2 separate regions of the Homo sapiens genome follow, and region 1 is linked to region 2. Evidence: read pairs that join two places in POLR2A ChIA-PET (ENCODE). Cell type or tissue: GM12878. All regions are shown on one strand.

Region 1 (4,000 bases), 160 kb after region 2:
CCTGCCACCTGATATCCCCACTCACCTGGCTCCTGTTTCTTTCCCACAACCCTCCCGCCCGGCCCCGCACCCTGACTGGGGCTGGAAGGGACAGGTTTCAGGGTTTCTGGGTCTTTTACATCAGTGTTTTATGTTCATTCTGGAACTGTGGTTGCTGGTCATACCAAGGTAAATACAGAATTGGGGAATAAGTGTTAGGAAACCTTTAAAGCAATGTGACGCTGCAGTGTGTCTAAATGTGTGAGAATGGACTCCCTTGGAGCAGGGCATAGGCCAGTTATGTGTGAGTCATACGTGGTGCTTGCTGAGTGCTGACCAGGCAAACTATGGTCAGGTCCATGACAGACTGGAAATTTAGGAAGAAAGCCAACAACAGGTCATTCACTGCAAATTCACGCCCTGGCCACCACAAGGGTTCATGTGTGGGCATCCATTCTTACATTGAAACTCTGTGATTTTGATACTCTGATGCAAATTAAAGGATGTTAAAATATCCTTTGTTCCTACGGTATTTTGGCTTTGAAAAGCAATATCGTCTTGACTAAAAAATTCTGATATGGTCCTTGCTAGTCAAAAGCTGAAAAAGCCATTCTTTCTTTTTGCAGTCCTGGTATAGCGTGCTTTGGGCAGACTAGGGAGAAGGTTAGCTGCACAAAAATAGAAAAAATACATTACATGGAGTTCTTAAAAAATCCCTTTTTATGTTGGCCTCAAACAGAGAGAGATCTATCCAGGTTGGAAAATGCTAAGTATTAAAATTCTCCTTTCACCTCAGGCTGGAAGGCCCTGTGTTGAAGTAAGGTAAGAAGAGCAACTAGGGTGACAGGATAAGCATCTGTAAGGATGGGCAGCAGGACTCCTGGTCATGTTCAGAATTATTTGAACGACTTGGAACCAATGTTCTCTAATTAATAAGCTTGGTGAGTTATTTTCTAGATACTTTTATAGACATTCCCCAAATTAATTAATTTCTAGAATGACTTTCTATAATTCTTAAGTTGGTAGGATTGTGTCAGGTAGAAAATCAATTCTGTTTCCAGATCCGCAGCAGTGTAATCATACAGTGCATCTTGCTGTGCAGGCAAGTGTGATGATGGGTCTCTAAATGCCTCTTGGAAGGCGGGGGCGGTGTCTCCATTGATAAGAAGGAGTACTTTTAGTTCCTATTACTTAAATATTCACAATCTCCCACAAACATAAGCACATGCTCACACACTTCTGTGCTGGGATTACAGACGTGAGCCACAACGCCTGGCCAGTCATACCCTTTTTTATTCCTGATATTGGTAATATTCTTTCTCATTTGCTTCATCAGTTTATCAATCTTATTACTCTTTTAAAAGAAACAGTTCTTAACTTTGTTGTATACTTTCTATTTCATAGATTTCCATCCTTATCTTTATTATTTCCTTCTTTTGATTTTCTTTGGGTTTTGTTTGCCATTCTTTTTTTTAACCTTACTAAGTTGGAAGCTTACATCACTGATTTTAGACCTTTCTTCTTTTCTAACATATGCATTTGGAGCTATAAATGTTCCTTTAAGTAGTGTTTTGGCTGTAACCCACAAGTTCAAAGTATGGGTATTTAAAAGTATGGGTATTTAAAAGTGTGTTGCTTAATTTGGCTGGGTGCGGTGGCTCATGCCTATAATCTCAGCAGTCCAAGGACGCTGAGGCAGGTGGATCACCTGAAGTCAGGAGTTTGAGACCAGCCTGGCCAACATGTTGAAACCCCATCTCTACTAAAAATACAAAAATTAGCCGGGCAGGGTGGCACACACCTGTAGTCCCTGCTACTCAGGAGGCCGAGGAAGGAGAATCGCTTGAAGCCTGGAGTCAGAGGTTGCAGTGAGCTGAGATGGTGCCACTGCACTCCAGCCTGGGCCACAGAGCAAGATTCCATCTCAAAAAAAGAAAAAAAAAGTGTGTTGCTTAATTTCCAAGCATTTAGAGATTTTTTTTTTTTGGTGTGTGTGTCTTCTTGTTATTGCTATCTAGCTTAATTCTGCTCTGGAGCCTGACCGCTGCTTCTCTGTGCCTACTTCTCTCCAGGTTCACATGGGTAGTCTTTAAGATGGCTCAGTCCTGCATGGTCAAGCCCTCAATGCTCCCTCATTATCTCATGCACCTTGCCCCATCCAAATCTAAGCTAGGAGAAGAGAAATTGAATGACAGAGCCTTGCCACCTTCTCTCTCTCTTTTACCATCATCTTTGCCTGCCATTTTTATCCTGCATTTAAAAAAAAAGAAAAGAAAAAAAAAAAGAAAAAACTTCTCCTGTGTCAACTTCTTCCTGAATGCAGCTAATACCTCATTAAGGACACAAACATGGCTCTAAACCATGGGAGAAATTTATAAGCCAACTCCTCTAAATTGGTCTTTGATATGCTAAATAAAGAATGAAATAAGGGAGTTTGGAAATTTCTTCTCGAGAAAATAGCTGGCTTGCAAGGCTATTATTCTGCTGTATAATCGTAATTTTGATTGTCAGGAATGGACTATTCCTGTGGCCTTTTTTTCTACATGCCTCCTGTAACAGTCTGATCTCCTTCCAGGCAGAGTGTTGCCCAGGATGAACTAGGCTGAAAGTCACATACCCAGCAATGAGAAAGAGAAAAGCATATTAACTTTTATTAAAAAATTTTCCATCTTACAAAAAGAGAAAAGTCTGTCCACACTGAGAATAGCAGCTGCTATCTGTGCATAATTTATGTTTTGGAAGAGGTTTTTCCATTCACGGTATTGTTTAAGCATGAACAATTGGACTGTTATGGTTATTAAGGCTAAGCAGGTTCACAAAGGTCCCAGGAACCCAGGTCCCAGGAACTTAGGAAGTTGGATGGCGTGGAGCTTCTGGGGCCACAGTGGGACCTGGCCATGGGGATCAGCCATGGTTCTGGTTGTGGTTGGAGAGAAAGACCAGGGATGGGCATAAGCGGAGTGAGGCTATAGGAGTGGTGGGTATCTGACTGTGACAAGCCTGGAATGCTGGCGACGTGCAACTGATCAATGGAGAGATGAGGAGAGTTGTGAACCAGGCAGTGAGGATGTGCTGTGTGGGAAATTCTCCTGAATCAAAAGAGATAACCCTTGGCTTCTGCATACCTCCCTGCCCCCGATCCTTTTGAATCACAGAGGAATCGCTTACAGAGTCTCATGTATTTAGAGATATCCAATTATCTTAGATCAGACTCGTGGCCAAAGAAATGCTCAGGAAATCGAGCTCATGTTTCTAATCTGATTGTAATTTCATCAGTGGCCCCGATGTAATTATTTCCCTTTTAGTTTACTTAACACTAACAAACAGCCTTTAATGATTTTTTGTTGTTGTTTTTAATGGAAAGAATCAATCTTTCTTCTCCAAATAATGAAGTTGAGTGGAACACCATGCATGAGCAGGAGAGTCGTCCTGGCACAAACGCTCTTGCTCAAGGTGCCCTTTCCTTCAAGCCCTTTAAAGCCCCAACAAGAGCCTCAGGCCCAGGCCTCCCTGAACCTGTGTTGCTCTGTCTGTGCCCTGAAGCCCCCAAATAAAACTCTCCATCTCCCCAAAGCACCAGCAGGTAGTTTCTCTTTCACAAGACAGTCAGGTAGACTCAGGTGCTCATGCCTTTGCAATGATTTCCCATCACCATAGTTAAAATCCCAAAGCCCTTCCCAAGTGAAAAACAGAAGCCAGACTACTTGAAGAATGTTCGTTGGAAATTCAGGTCCTGGGCATAATGTCCAGGCTCAGGTTCTGGCTCCTGAACTACCAACAGTGTGATATTAGACGAAAAATGCAACTTCCTTTTTTTTTTTTTTTTTTTGAGACTGAGTCTTGCTCTGTTTCCCAAGCTGGATTGCAGTGGCGCGATCTTGGCCCACTGCAACCTCCGCCTCCCAGGTTCAAGCAATTCTCTGCCTCAGCCTCCTGAGTATCTGGGATTATAGGCGCCCACCACCACGCCTGGCTAATTTTTGTATTTTTAGTAGAGACGGGTTTCACCCTCTTGGCCAGG
Region 2 (4,000 bases):
TTCGAAGTGAAAAATTGATGCGAGAGCAAAGGTTTATTTGGTTTCCATAACTATTTACTAATTTTATGCTTGCCAGATTTTAAGATTAAACTGTTTGCCATCTCTTTTTTTTTTCTTCCCGTAAAACCTTTGGCCATCTACAGTCACTTTTCCTCAAATCTTATGCTGTAATTCAAACTGTATATTCTTTTTGCTGATTGCTTCTGTACCTCCTCTGCTTCCAGTGTTCTTTTGCAAGAGTGTCCACACAGTGGGAAGAAAACCTGAACTTGACTCATGAAGTGCTGGGCATTCAAAACAGTGAATCCTTGCAAAGGATCTTGGGAGTAGACCCCTGTGAATTGGCTCTTTCAATTTGTCCACTTAAAGGGCATAATAGATTATGCAGCTGTTTGGGCTTCAGCAGGGTATTGCTCCATATTCATGCCTAGTTGCAATTATGTGAATTTTCAGTTTGTTACAAAGACTTCCCTTTGTATTCAAAACAATTTTGTTGGCTTTGTGTTCTAATATTTGAGTTTTCTCTGAGGAAAAATAGTTGCAAGATTTTGAACTTTGAAAACTTCAAATTAAAATGTTTAAAGGTTTTGTCACTTTTTATTTTCTGATGCAAACCATACATTGAAAGCATATTTTAAGAAGAAGTCACTCTAATAAGCTTTAATTTCGAGTTTATGAATCACAGGATTTTTGGTAGAGGTAAAAACTATACTTACACCGTAAATTAGACATTAAATGCCATTTAATCAGTCAGATAATGATTAATGTTAGAGTAATGTTTGATGGGCCAAGCTGCTAAAACATAAGCAGTTCTAATTAAAATATATAAACTTATCACGTAAAAATAGCAAACTTAGTAATGTATAAAGTGACAGTAGGTCTTTTTTGCTTAAAAATCAGAGTTCCTGTGTAGTGTCTCTTTATGATCTCTGTAGTAAAAATATTATTTAACGTAGCTTAGTGAGAAGTTTAAGAGGAGTATACCTTTTACTTTAGGGTGCCCATGCCACTTTGAAGTTATGGAGTGCAAAGTAGTTTCCACACATTAAAAAAAAAAAAAAGATGAAAAAGACTTAAACTTTTCTAAATTTTATACCTGAACATGTCATTAGAACATGTGCCTTTTGCTTTTAGATATCTGTTTGCCAATGGTTAAGCATTAACCTTGGCAAAATACTCACATGTCAGATCTGTTAAATGTAATAGTATTTCTGCCCAGTATTTTCTTCAGTTTTAAGTAGAAATATCAACCTTTGATGTCACTGAAATTTCTACTCTGTTGTGATACTGAGAACATAAATGTCAGTGAGTTTGATAGCTTAGAAGTGAATCTTTTGCATTCAGTATTTTAGTGCTGTATATTTTCACTTAAGTTATAGTTTTCTCTTTAAGTCTTAGAAAAAAACATTGGTTTGTTCCTCTTAGCAACATATTGTAATGGATTTTCTGTTGCCGTTTTACAATTTTCAGGTAAAATGTGAACTCTATTAAAAATAATCTGTCTTTAAAGCATAACTTCACCTTCATTGCTCCATAAAAATAAATGATTTAGATTAAAAGCATTGTATTTTAAACAATTGGTCACAGCTGCTTCTGTGAGATTTTCATTTTTGTTACTTAGTTTATTTTTCACCTAGACAAGGGTAAGCAAACAGTATATGATGGGAAAACTGAAACCTTATGTACTGTTTCTTTAAGAAACCAGCTTATCCAGGAGGTTTTAGTGTGTCTAACCTAACCTGCTAGCAAGGAAAAGTTCTTTAAAATAATGGATATTAGCCGTATCCAATCACAATTATCAGTTTCACTAACAGGGAGGAGATTTTACTCTTCAGCCACTAGAATTGGAGAAGGTGGAGCTTGGTATTCAGGTTTGGTTGCTTTGGAGTACAGCTTCAAGTGAAGTTAATCTGAGGTGAAGCAAACAGAAAATTGTGGAGGTTTTGTTGGTAGGATTTTTGTTCTAATCTTTTTATGATCCTTTATTTTATAATTTTGCTCCTTTATGATTCTGTGTGTGCTAGGTTTTGTCACTGTTTTTATTTTCTGATGCAAACTGAACACTAAAATTAAGCAGGGAAGCAGAACAAAAGGGCTCTTTGGACAGGAAATAGGTGTTCAGAGAATCAAACTTGACTTTCTCCTATCATTATTTTTAGTTCAGAATATGAGTGTCATTAAAACATCTTAGACTCAAAATCATCTCCAATAACAGGATTTTTTTTTGAATTGGTTGTTTGAACAGTCAGTTGTCAGTTTTTATAAATGACATCTTGAGGAGGTTCATTTGATATGTCATTTTCCTTAAACTTAAAATGTTAAGTTGCTGAAAGATAAATGTGATAGGCTTAAATACGTCTTTTTTAGTAAATTGAAATGCCAACTGTTTAATTTTTTTAACCCCAGCACAGCACCCCTTTTAATTTCAGTATATTTTAATTTAACAATATGTTGACATTTTTAATATGCTTATAATTTTTAATATGCTCATAATTAAAAAGGCCATTGATGAACAAAGTGAAACTGCTTTCTTCTTACTTCATTCAAACTCTTCATTTCTTTCAAAGGTGGAGATAAGTAATTAACATTTCGAAACAGGAAATGAAAGGATTTATATTTTTAAAAGCTATAGGTAGGCTACTACAACTTTTTTTTAAAGTATCTGATTCTATTTACATTTCTTATTTATGACGTAATTGTAGTGTATTTCAGTACAAGAATATTTTTTAGAGACTGTTTTCTTTATATTGTTGCTCTTTGTTCTCATAGAAATTAAGGTATAAATTGCAATAATCATTGCAATAATCAGACCAAAAGCCAGCTAAGCATTTTCAGCCATTGTATTTGCTATGCTACTTGTTCCGGATCATGCAAAGGTTTTTAAATTAATGCTTTTCTGCTATATCTGTTGTTTAAACAATAGTGTAATAATAATGAAATCAAGAAAAGTTACCTATCTACCCACCAGCAGATCATTGTTTGGTCATCTCATTTTTTTCCTGTTCCCTTCTCTGTCTTATATTCTTGCAGTTTTCCAATAATTATGAATCTGTGCAGTTTTATGTTTTCACTTAACTATCTGTTGAAATTGTTTTCATTTCAGTAACTATGTAATTCTCTTAAATTGATGTGACCTGAATTAACCTAGTTTTTTGAATTGTCTACTTTTAGGTTCTAATTTTTCGTCATTTTTAATAGTATTGCGTTGAACACACCTGTGTGTAGCTGTAAAATATTTTCCTTTTTAAAAAAGATTTCTTTTGGAAAAATCCTGGAGTGGCTTTACCTAGATCAAAGGATAATGAACACTTCACTGGCCAAATTGTTTTTCTAAAAAGTTATACCAGTTTATATCGACACCAGCAGAATATGCTTCAAAGTTTTTCTGATGTGTAGCCCCTTAAATGTTCTGTTAAAGTGTGCCTATGGAGCTCTCTGACTTGTTGATTAGTTTTTGCCTAAAAGCCTATTTTCAACACCACTTTCCAAGATGTAGATGGATATAAAGCAATTTTTCTGGATATTAAAATCAGCTGAGGGAAATTGGAAACACTTTTACCCACTTAACTGAGCAATTGTATCTATGCTAGATATTTTATATACTTAGTGTATGTGTTGCTATTAGTAAGTATGGGGCTTAATGTTTTACACTGGCTTTGTTATTCAGGCTGGCTTTTCTTTTTCTTCTGGTAAGCACATACCAGAAGAAATATTTTCTTTCAAGAAAATATATCAGAAACATTTTTAGGAGGAGACTGGAGTAGTGCCAGTTAACATTAGGAGACTGGAGTAGTGCCAGTTAACTTTACCTGTCTCAAAAACATGTATGAATAACCTTTGTCATTATTTGTGCGTTTCTTAATTTTGAGTTTTTAAAAATACACTTTGGAAACAGATAACTTTTATGAATAATTACAGGCTTTGAAATGGTATATCAGCATCTTTCCAGTATTTTATAGGTTTCAGTTAAAGGTAAGAACTTAACTTTACACACATATAG

What was found. Peaks named below come from ENCODE experiments on the same cell type or tissue, not always from the same donor. Only the 100,000 strongest peaks of a DNase experiment are listed, where the experiment ranks them.
Region 1: POLR2A ChIA-PET joins it to region 2 with 5 read pairs; 4 of 35 experiments call an interaction of 5 or more read pairs at or near these places.

What each region holds. Positions count from the first base shown.
Region 1 is chr15:80,229,153-80,233,152 of GRCh38, forward strand. The region is part of intron 1 of CTXND1 (cortexin domain containing 1); the gene reads right to left. Among named protein-coding and RNA genes, the nearest start is that of CTXND1, 21 kb to the right of the region's middle. In GM12878, no CTCF peak of the experiment used is centred here; no DNase peak of the experiment used is centred here.
Region 2 is chr15:80,070,699-80,074,698 of GRCh38, forward strand. The region is part of intron 1 of ZFAND6 (zinc finger AN1-type containing 6); the gene reads left to right. Among named protein-coding and RNA genes, the nearest start is that of ZFAND6, 13 kb to the left of the region's middle. In GM12878, no CTCF peak of the experiment used is centred here; a DNase peak (open chromatin) is centred at 1,753; H3K4me3 peaks cover 2,122 bases; H3K27ac peaks cover 1,261 bases.